Linked DNA regions of Homo sapiens: region 2 is linked to region 1. Evidence: read pairs that join two places in POLR2A ChIA-PET (ENCODE). Cell type or tissue: K562. All regions are shown on one strand. Links, peaks and the distances in the headings refer to the core of each region. The heading gives the core; the rest is flanking DNA. Region 1 has its middle 14 kb from the start of TIPRL. Region 2 has its middle 5.3 kb from the start of SFT2D2.

The links. Peaks named below come from ENCODE experiments on the same cell type or tissue, not always from the same donor. Only the 100,000 strongest peaks of a DNase experiment are listed, where the experiment ranks them.
Region 2: POLR2A ChIA-PET joins it to region 1 with 5 read pairs; 11 of 35 experiments call an interaction of 5 or more read pairs at or near these places.

Annotation. Positions count from the first base shown.
Region 1 is chr1:168,162,360-168,167,742 of GRCh38, forward strand. No RefSeq gene overlaps it. Among named protein-coding and RNA genes, the nearest start is that of TIPRL, 14 kb to the right of the region's middle. In K562, for the core only: no CTCF peak of the experiment used is centred there; no DNase peak of the experiment used is centred there.
Region 2 is chr1:168,218,045-168,223,427 of GRCh38, forward strand. No RefSeq gene overlaps it. Among named protein-coding and RNA genes, the nearest start is that of SFT2D2, 5.3 kb to the right of the region's middle. RefSeq lists a cis regulatory region at 766-933. In K562, for the core only: no CTCF peak of the experiment used is centred there; DNase peaks (open chromatin) are centred at 847, 1,981 and 2,677.

The sequences.
Region 1 (5,383 bases), core at 283-5,282:
AGTGCCAGACATCTCTAGTCACTCTAGTCCCTGCTCCTGAAGAGAAATTTTGCTAATGAATTTTGACAGTAGCTTCAACTTGAAGAAATTAATGAGGAATTGAAAGTTATTTGAAATTAGAAGAAAGAGAACTGGCAGGGGACGGGCGGAACAGTAAATGGACCTAAGGAAGTAGAAAGGAGAGTCTGTGGCATCACAGTGACATAGGTTATATAAAAACAGACCTGCAGAGCTATGGTTTGGTTCAGTGTAGTTGATTTGGAAGGTGGACTTATACTGGTAGGATGCAAAAGCAATTATTTTATTGCTCATTCTTTCTATGATGGTTCAGAAAATAGGACAGAGTAGAGTACTTTCAGATCTAGTCATTTTATTTGTGTTTATGTGGATCCAGCCCCATTTCTTTCATATGTGTTATAGATGCTCTTTATCTTCATATAGGTTATCCACCATGGGGATTCTGGAAGAAAAGTTGAGTTCTAGGCTGACTTTTCCTGACTTTCAGAAGGTTCCTAGGTCCCATTTGACCCATCAGAGTTTGTGCAGGGAAGGTGAAACCAAATTTGTCAAATCCTTCCAAATTATTTTGTATTATTAGAAATATGATTTCATTACTGAGATTTTAGAATAATTGAGTTTTCTGAAAATTCTCTTTTGGAATATGTTATAAAATTATTTATTCTAATGATATTAAACTTTCATTAACTGCTTATTTATAACATGACCAAAAAAAAAAAAACATAGACAAACCCACAAGTGAAGCAAATCCACCCCCAGTGGGTTTTTGTTTGTTTGTTTTTGAGACAGACTCTACTCTGTCGCTCAGGCTGGAGTGCAGTGGCATGATGTCGGCTTACTGCAACCTCCCCCTCCCAGGTTCAAGAGACTCTCCGGCCTCGGCCTCCCGAGTAGCTGGGACTACAGGTGTGCACCACCAAGCCCAGCTAATTTTTGTATTTTTGGTAGAGATGGGGTTTTACCATGTTGGCCAGGCTGGTTTCTCACTTCCAGCCTTAGGTGATCCACCTGCCTTGGCCTCCCAAAGTGCTAGGATTACAGGTGTGAACCATCGTTCTAGGCCCCCCAGTGGTTTTTGAATAGGAATAAGGTATGTTGATATGTTGTAGTCTCTAAAACTACCTCTAGTTCACCTAAGACACTACACTGTTCCTTCTTCATGTCTTCTCCATGAGAGAATCTTGGCCTTCTTTCTTGGCCTTTCACATGAGAATCCTATGACCATTCCAGTCTGGTCATTAGCTCCTTTCTCTGTATTCTCATAGCACTTCATACATATGTCCATTTGCATTAATGACAGATTTATGCATCTGTCTTCTAGGTGTAGAAGTAAATTCCTTAAGAGTAAGCACCCAAGCAAGGCATGGTGGTGCACACCTGTAATCCCACTCCTAGAGAGGCTAAGGCAGGAGTATTGCTTGTGCCCAGGAGTTTGAGATTAGCCTGTGCCAAAACAGTGAAGTCCCATCTCAAAAAAAAAGAGTTAGCAGAGCATAGCGGCACGTGCCTGTAGTCACAGCTACTCAGGAAGCAGAAGTGGAAGGATTGCTTGAGCTCAAAGAGGTCGAGGCTGCAGTGAGCTGTGATTGTGCCACTGTACTTCAGCCTAGGTGATAGAGTGAGACCCTGTCTCAAAAAAAAAAAAAAAAAAGAGTAAGCACCTTACCTTATCTTTGATTAATCAGAGCCTGTATTATAGTTGACTCTCAATAAATGCTTTTGAGTAAATAAAGAAATCTAGTCAAAGGTCTCAACTTTTAAAAAAAAATACTTGACCCTTGCAAGAAGGCATTGAAGAGCCCTGTTAAAATATACATTAATGATTAAACTGGAGTGGCATGCAAATCACTAGCACACCTATTTAAATTAGTTTATTAGGTGATCTTGCTAGTTACCTAACAAGTACTGAGATAATGGGGCACAGGGAAGGAGAGGAGAGAAGAGAGAGAGAATAGATCATAGCATTGTATTGAGAAAATAGAGACAGCACACTATGATGGGAGCTCAGAGGTAAGGACTGTCAGTTGAGTCTGGAGCAGTAAGCAGAGTCCAGAACATCAGATCTTTGGGACCATATTTACGAATCTACTTCATCTTTTTTTTTTTTTTTTTTTTTTGAGACAGGGTCTCAATCTGTTGCCTAAGCTGCAGTTCAGTGTTGCAATCATAGCTCACTGCATCCTTCAACTCTTGGGCTCAAGTGATCCTCCTGCCTAAGCTTCCCAAGTAGCTGGGACTACAGGCATGCAACACCATGCCCAGCTACTTTACCTTAAGAGTAGCTTTACCTTAAGAGTAGCAAAAAAAAAAAAAAAAGTGGTTGTAAAGCCCTGCCCCCCACAAAAATAAAAAAAAAAAACCACATACACAACATACTCACAGGTGTATTTCAGAACAATCACTCTGGTTGCAGGGTGGAGGAAGGACTAGAGGAGGGGAGAATAGGGAGAACAGTTGGGAGGCTGCTGTAGTAACCCCAGAGAGAAGTTGTGAGCCTCTGAAGCACAGTTATGATAGGATGAAGGGAGGTGGACAGATTCCAGAGTTATTAAGCAGATGAATCGACAGATGAGTATGATGACTTGACCAGTGCCCCCTCCCCCGCTGGATCCTAGACTGGGTGACTGATGGCATGGGTTAGAGGTGCCACTTACTAATATCAGGAATGTAATGCTTATTGACAAAGCCTCCGTCCCCCTGGGCCTGTTTCTACAGTAGTTTCAATGTTCACTGTTGAGTTCTCTACTCTCAAGGGGCCTCTGCCTGCACTGTAGGGCTGCAGCAACTATAGAGTAAGCTCCAGCCACCTAGGTCATGCTCCCAGGCCCATTGTACCTACAGAGAAAGCCATTAGCTGCTGGTGTCATGGCGCCTTCCACTCTACCTGGGCAACTCCAATGAGGCAGTGTTATGCCCGAACACTGCTTGAAAACTTGGTGCCTAAAATCCCACCAGGCCTCTACTCCCCCATGTCATTCATCATTCCTGCCATCTAGGTCCTGTTCTGTGTTTTGTTTTGCTCTTCCCAAATTCCTCATTTTCCTTCCTTCCAAATATCTGCTGGACCCTCCAGTATCCTTATCCTGTGAAAAACAAACTATTAGAGAAATTCTTAAGTTGCCAGATTGCCCTTTCAAACTCCTACCTTAAGGAAATCTGACTCTCCTCTGAGGACTGCTTCCCTACAGCCCTCCTGAGCTAGACAGCTTATTCTTTCTCATCCAAATACCTCCAAGATGGTAGTGGGTTTCGGTATCCTCACTCCACAGTGATGCTTCAGGACCACTGCTTTTCTGCCTCCATGTATAACCCCCCACCACTTGAGGCCTATAACACCCAACTCCACCACTCTGCCTGTTTCCTCCTTACTGTTGTCTTCAGCCTGACTGAATGCTTTGGTATCTGGCATACCATTGCCTTCCTTCCTGCCATCATCATGGATGACTTCAATGTCCAGCAGAGAATCCATCCATCCAACATCCTAGCAAGACATCCTCAGGAGCTATTTTAATTATTTGAACCCACTTTGCTATAATTAGGGTAAACTGCTACTAGACTGGCAGGATTCCTGGGTCATGTTCTCATGGTGGTAACATCCAGGTGTCTCACCTGCATACGGTTAGCTGAATCTGAAATCATAACATGTTTTTATGTAAAAGAATGAGTTAAATTTTATTCATATTAAGAATTAAACTCAAATTGTAAAACACTTATTGTGGTGTCTGGCACAGAATAGGTATCCAATAAATCATAGTTATCATTATCATTATGACTATTACCAGTTTCCAGCTCTTCTCTCCTCAGAGTGCATGTGTGTTTATGTGTGCATGCACACACACACACAGCTAACAGAAGAAAAGCACTGTGCCTACCAACTTGTAGGGACATCCTATTTCACCCAAGTGTATTCTGCTCTCTCTCTCTGGTGAATGTACCGGCTTGTAAGTAGCTACTGTGATTGCCTTCGTCCACAGAGTCTCCAAGTTGAGTGTATATAAGATTAGTCTGAGGACCTTGTTAAAAACAAAGACCACCACTTGAATTAGATCCCATGCTTACAGACTCTGAATCAGCAGTTCTGGGTGGAGCAACAGGAATCTGATTTTTGTCAAACATTCCAGATGATTCTAACGTACGTGCAGCTCCAGCACCACACTTTGAGAAACAGCGTCACTGTGAATGCACAAGGCCACTGCTGCTACTCTATAATACTAATGGATAGTGTATTGAGTGAGCACCTTTGAGAGGCACTATGTTAGGGACTTGTGTATATCTCATTTAATCTTCCTAACAATACTATGAGGTATGCTATTACTAGAAATAATAATGAGAAAAATGAAAAAAGTGAGGCTTGGCAGAGGTCACATCACAATGAGCAAATGGAGAGCCAAGATTTGAACCTAGGCAGCCTAACTCCATATCCCTGGTGCTTAGCCACTTAAATCCCTCCCCTATTGTATTAGTCATGGTTCTCTAGAGGGACAGAACTAATAGGATATATACACACACACACACACACACACACACACATATATGTGTGTGTGTGGGATATATATATATGCTGGGATATATAGATATATATGAATATATATGCTGGGATATATATATATCTATATATATCTCTAGAGAGATATATATATATATATATAGATATATATATAGGAGTTTATTAGGTATTAACTCACATGATCACAAGGTCCCACAATAGGCCATCTGCAAGCTGAGAAGCAAGGAGAGCCAGTCTGAGTCCCAAAACTGAGGAACTTGGAATCTGATGTTTGAGGGCAGGAAGCATCCAGCATGGGAGAAAGATGTAGGCTGGGAGGCTAGGCCGGTGTAGTCTTTCCACGTTTTTCTGCCCGCTTTATATTCTGCCCACCCAGATTAAGGGTGGGTTTGCCTTTCCCAGCCCACTGACTCAAATGTTAATCTCCCTTAGCAACACCCTCACAGACACACCCAGGGCAATACTTTGCATCCTTCAATCCAATCAAGTTGATACTCAGTATTAACCATCACACCTGTTTAGACTTTTCCCATTTCTTTTTTTTTTTTTTCTTTTTTGAGACGGAGTCTCACTCTGTCACCCAGGCTGGAGTGCAATGATGCAATCTCAGCTCACTGCAACCTCTGCCTGCCAGGTTCAAGTGATTCTCCTGTCTCAGCCTCCCAAGTAGCTTGGATTTTCTCCTGTCTTGGCCTCCCAAGTAGCTGGGATTACAGGCGCACACCACCGTGCCTAGCTAACTTTTGTATTTTTAGTAGAGATGGGGTTTTACCATGTTGGCCAGGCTGGTCTCAAACTCCTAACCTCAAGTGATCGGTCCGCCTCCACCTCCCAAATTGCTGGGATTACAGGAGTGAG
Region 2 (5,383 bases), core at 293-5,292, 56 kb after region 1:
GCCTTTTCCCTTACATGCATTGTTTCATAAAATGTAAATGGTTGAAGGGTGCCAGGGAGGACCCCCTTCCCTCTAACTGTAGACTTTCATTATACATTGACCCCCCTCTTACCTTTCTGACACAAAGATTTCTAGGCTATCATATGGCTTAAGATGGAATGTTAAATACACTCTTTAAAATTGGAAAGGAAATGAAAAACCAGTTATAAGGAAAAGAAAACAAGCTACATGGAAACAAACTGTAACTAATTAATTTGTTATAACTCATAAATCAGTTTTGTATAGAAAATGTTGTAATCTTGTTAAATTTGTCTTTTTCCTATATAAGAAAAAATTTAGCTTTTGACTTCAAAGCACTAAACTCATTTCTCTGAAGGGGCGCATCCAGGAATGGCTTTCAGCTTCTCTTGAATAAGCTCTTTAAAACTGGATCCTGATCCTTTTGATTATTTCAGATTGATACTCTTCAGTAAAAAATCTTTAGATAGAGCTAGGTACAGTGGCTTATACCTGTAATCCCCACCACTTGGGAAGTTGAGGTGAAAGGGTTGCTTGAGGCCAGGAGTTTGAGACTTGGCTGAGCAACATAGCAAGACCCTGTCTCTAAATAATAATAATAATAATAAAATCTTTAGATATGTGTGTTTTCCTACGTATGTTGTATTTATGGCATGTCATAGTCTGTTTTGTGCTCCTATAACAGAATACCGTAGACTGGGTAATTTAAAATGAACAGAAATTTATTGGCTCACAGTTCTGGAACTGGGAAGTTCAAGATCAATGGGCCAGTATCTGTCAAAGGCCTTTTAGCTGCGTCATTCCATGACAAAAGGCAGAGGGCAGGGGAGAGAAAAGGAGACTGAACTGGTCTTTCTATAAGGGATCCACTCCTGTGATAATAGCATTAATATATTCATGAGGGCAGAGTCCTCATGGCCTAATAATCTCATAAAGATCCCATCTCTTAATACTGTTGTATGGGGATTGAGTTTCTAACACGTGATTTTTGGGGGATATGACATATTCAAACCGTAGCAGGGCACTGGCAGAGAAAATGCCCATGTGGGTTTTAAGTCTGGATTAGTGTTACAGTGTGTGAACCTACAAACGTATCTGAGACAGGTCTCAATCAATTTAGAAAGTTTATTTTGCCAAGGTTAAGGATACGCCTGTGACACAGCCTCAAGAGGTCGTGATGGCATGTGCCCAAGGTGGCTGGGGCACAGCTTGCTTTTATATATTTTAGGGAGACATAATACAACAGTCAACACTTGTAACATTTACACTGGTTTGATCTGGAAGGGCAAGACAACTCGAAGTGGGGCTTCCAAGTCATAGGTAAATTTAAAAATTTTCTGATGGGCAATTGGTTGAAAGAGTTTTATCAATAGAAAGAAATGTCTGGTTTCCCTAAAGGGGTTATAGAGACCAAGACTTTATATTGCAGATGAAGCCTCCAAGTAGGAGGCTTCAGAGAGAATACATTGCAGATGTCTTTTATCAGACTTAAGGTCTGTATTGATGTTAATACTAGTCAGCTTTTCCTGAATTCCAAAAGGCAGGAGGGCATACTGAGGCATGTTCGACCCCACCATCCTGTTGTGGCCTGAACTAGATTTTCAGGTTAACTTTGGAATGCTCTGGGCCAAGAGGAGGGGCCCATTCTGATGGTTGGAGGGCCTTAGAATTTTATTTTTGGTTTACAAGTGCCAGGTTTTTCTGAGACCTGAATTTGTCTAAGATAGAAATAAAAGCCCATTACAGCAAATACTACCCCGTCTTGGTTTGGGTTTCCTTCAAAATGTACCCTGAGACAAGCATCGGGAGGCAGGCAGGCAGTTTGACAGGCAATCTCAGGAAGAACAGGTGAGAAAGTGGGAAAGGGAGACAGGAAGAAAAGGCAAAGAAGGCGTGGTCATGAATGTGGGGATTGCAGCTGTGGTCAAAAGGGGCTTAATCTTGCTGGAGACTTCTGCAGAACCTTGTGGAACGTGCCCCAGAGTGTCCCATTTATAGTCGCATCTCGTTGGTTGGGGTTTGGCTCCAGGTTGATGGCTGGATCCCCCTTCCCAATACTGAAACAGCTCTGATGACTGGAGTGTTCGAACACCAGGGTCCTTAGTCTCGCACCAATTTTGATAAAACAACATGGACACACGTGGAGTAGTTTTAAGGAGTGAAAAGTTCAACAGTCAAGAAAGATGGAAGGAAGGAGAAAACAGCTTCCCTGTACAGAGACAGAGGGAGGGGGGATTTCTCTCTGTAAGCCATTTTCTGCTATCCTCCCCGCGCTCCCCCCCGAAACCCCCACCCCTACACACACACACACACACACACACACACACACACACACACACACACACGGCAGGGCGTGAGGAGAGAAACGACTGTCTGTTTTCACACTGCTATAAAGAACCTCCTGAGACTGGGTAATTTTTGAAGAAAAAAGGCTTAATTGTAATTTACTTACAGTTCTGCACAGTTAGGGAGGCCTCAGGAAACTTACAATCATGATGGAAAGTGAACGGGAACCAAGGACCTTCTTCACATGGTGTCAGGGAGAAAGAGTGAAGGAGAAACTGCCACACACTTTTAAACCATCAGATCTCATGAGAACTCACTATCGTGAGAACAGTGTAAGGGAAACCACCCACGTGATGCAATCACCACCCACTAGGCCCTTCCCCTGACACGTGGGGATTATAATTCCAGATGACATTTGGGTGGGGACACAGAGCCAAAGCATATCAAACTTCATGTCTATTGCTGGTACACGGGGATTCATGTCTATTGCTGGTACACGGGCAAGCAGGTATGAGGTGGGGCATCAGAGCCCTCCTTACAACATTCATGTATTGCAAAGTTACTTCCCTGCAGTGATGACTGGGAGAGTCTTATTATCTGCAATTCTGAACACTCCTGGATTTAAATGGTTTCTTTCATCCCTGTCTATACAACAGTTCGTTTATCAGCCAGCTATATTGTAATTGATAAAGAAGCCATGGGGCCATGAGAATACTGACATCAAACAGTTACTTTTCAGCTTCCTTTCCTACCTTTAAATGGTCATGCCTCTCCCTCAAAGGGACTTTGGAAAAATCATTTAAACTCTTACTCCACCACTAAAATCAGGTGAACACACAAAGCAATCTAGGGCTTGGAGCGATACATAAGGCTGGTGGTGTGTATCTGAATGTTTTTCTCTAAACCTGGGGTTTTCAACCAAGGGCCCATAGTCATGGCAGAACGCCTGGCATATATGACACTGCTGGTAGTGTGGGCCACTTTTCCCCACAGGGGCAGGTGGGGAGAGGCTCCATGACAATCATACTCTCAAAAGGGTCTGTGATGCCAAAATAGAACAAGAGGCACTGTCCTGATTGGTTCAGCTAGGGTTTCTACTTCATTTATTTACTTCATGTGGAAGACTGAAGAAAAGGCAAGAATACCCACTGGAAGTAGAGGGGAGGCCTGGCTGCCCCTACAAATATCCACAGAATGGCACAACCCTAAGTGTCCTTCAAAGATCTGTCTCTTGGCTTCACGGCTTCAAGGTCTGAATTGTGACCATTCAGAAGACTGACATCTTCCTGGGAGCAGCAGATTTTATAATGGAGAAGCCTTCTTGGTATGTAAGAAATCAAAATAAAAGAATACGCTGGATGCGGTGGCTCATGCCCGTAATCCCAGCACTTTGGGAGGCCGAGGTGGGCGGATCACCTGAGGTCAGGAGTTCAAGACCAGCCTGGCCAACATATAGTGAAACCCCGTCTCTATTAAAAAAATACAAAAATTAGCTGGGTGTTGTAGTGCACACCTGTAGTTCCAGCTACTTGGGAAGCTGAGGCAGGAGAATCGCTTGAAGCTGGGAGGTGGAGGTTGGAGTGAGCCGAGATCGTGCCACTGCACTCCAGCCTGGGTGACAGAATGAGACTCCATCTCAAAAAAAAAAAAAAAGGAAGAAAGTTCAGGATTTGCATGGTGGCCTAGGCTCTTACAATTGTGATAAGGATAAACCTGCTTCATGTGGGACTCAGACACCAGAACTATGTCTGACCTGTGCTGTGCTTAAATGGGCTTTGCCAACACTGCCTTAGGAGTCTCCTTTTCCTAGCCCCTAGGATTAACCAGTTTGAGGAATGGCCTTCCTTTCCTTCTCCTTTTCCTATTCTAGATACATTAAGGTATTCAATCATGATTTTCTAAGGGCTTTTTCTTAATAACCAAGTAGGAATATGTCCACCCTGATGAATTCTGTGTTAATTTCATGCATTAATAATGCTCAGAGAACTGCCTTACTTCCTATTCCTTGGAAGCTAACTCCTTAGAGCTTCCTTGCACACACACTTCTAAGAGACTTTGTAAGAACTTTTTTTGTGTTTAGCTTTTGCTGAGAGGAGGGTGAAATTTAATAGAGCGCACATAAAATTTCATCTAAAGCTTCCTGTTTGTTCATCCTGGCAAAACAGAGGTACAGAAAGGCTGTGAGGGAGTACATCACTCAGCCTTGAGGACTTGTTTGCATCTGCATTGCACAGTGGGGAATGAGAATGTGACCAGTGACTAGAGTAGGTTATTTATTTATTCATTTATTTGAGACGGAGTTTCGCTCTTGTTGCCCAGGCTGGAGGGCAATGGGGCGATCTCGGCTCACTGCAACTCTGCCTCCCAGGTTCAAGTGATTCTCCTGCCTCAGCCTCCAGAGTATCTGGGATTATAGGCGACTGCCACCATGCCCGGCTAATTTTTTTGTATTTTTAGTAGAGACAGGGTTTCACCATGTTGGACAGGCTGGTCTCAAACTCCTGACCTCCTGATCCACCTGCCTCAGCCTCCCAAACTGCTGGGATTACAGGCATGAGCCACCGCGCCTGGCCAATGACTAGAGTAGGTTACTATTTATTTAGCACCTACTATACGTTCCAGGCACTGTGCTTGGCACTGGGGATGGAAAGACAAATAAGATCTATGCCCCATAGGGACCCTAATGTGAACAAATGGAGCATATTGTGCTAAGTGTTATGGTGGAGGTAAGAATAAGGTGACTTGAGAGAACTGTGTGTTAGGGGAAGGGAAAGGGACAAGGATGGAAAAGAGTAGGTGTTTTCCAGGACAAGGTAGGGAACACAATGAGTTCAGGAACTACAGTCTCCTATGCCTGGAGCCTGGAGTATGTGAGAGAAAGGAGAGAGATGAACCCAAAGAGGAAGGTATGTGTTGCTGAGAAGTCAGCAGCAATTTATCTGTAGGTGGTAGGGAACATGGGCATTAGTTTCCTGCAGCTGCTGTTACATATCAGAAATTTGGTGGCAACAGAAATGGATTCTCTCACAGTTCTGGAGGCCAGAAATGCTGAAAACAAGCTATTGGCAGGACTATGCTC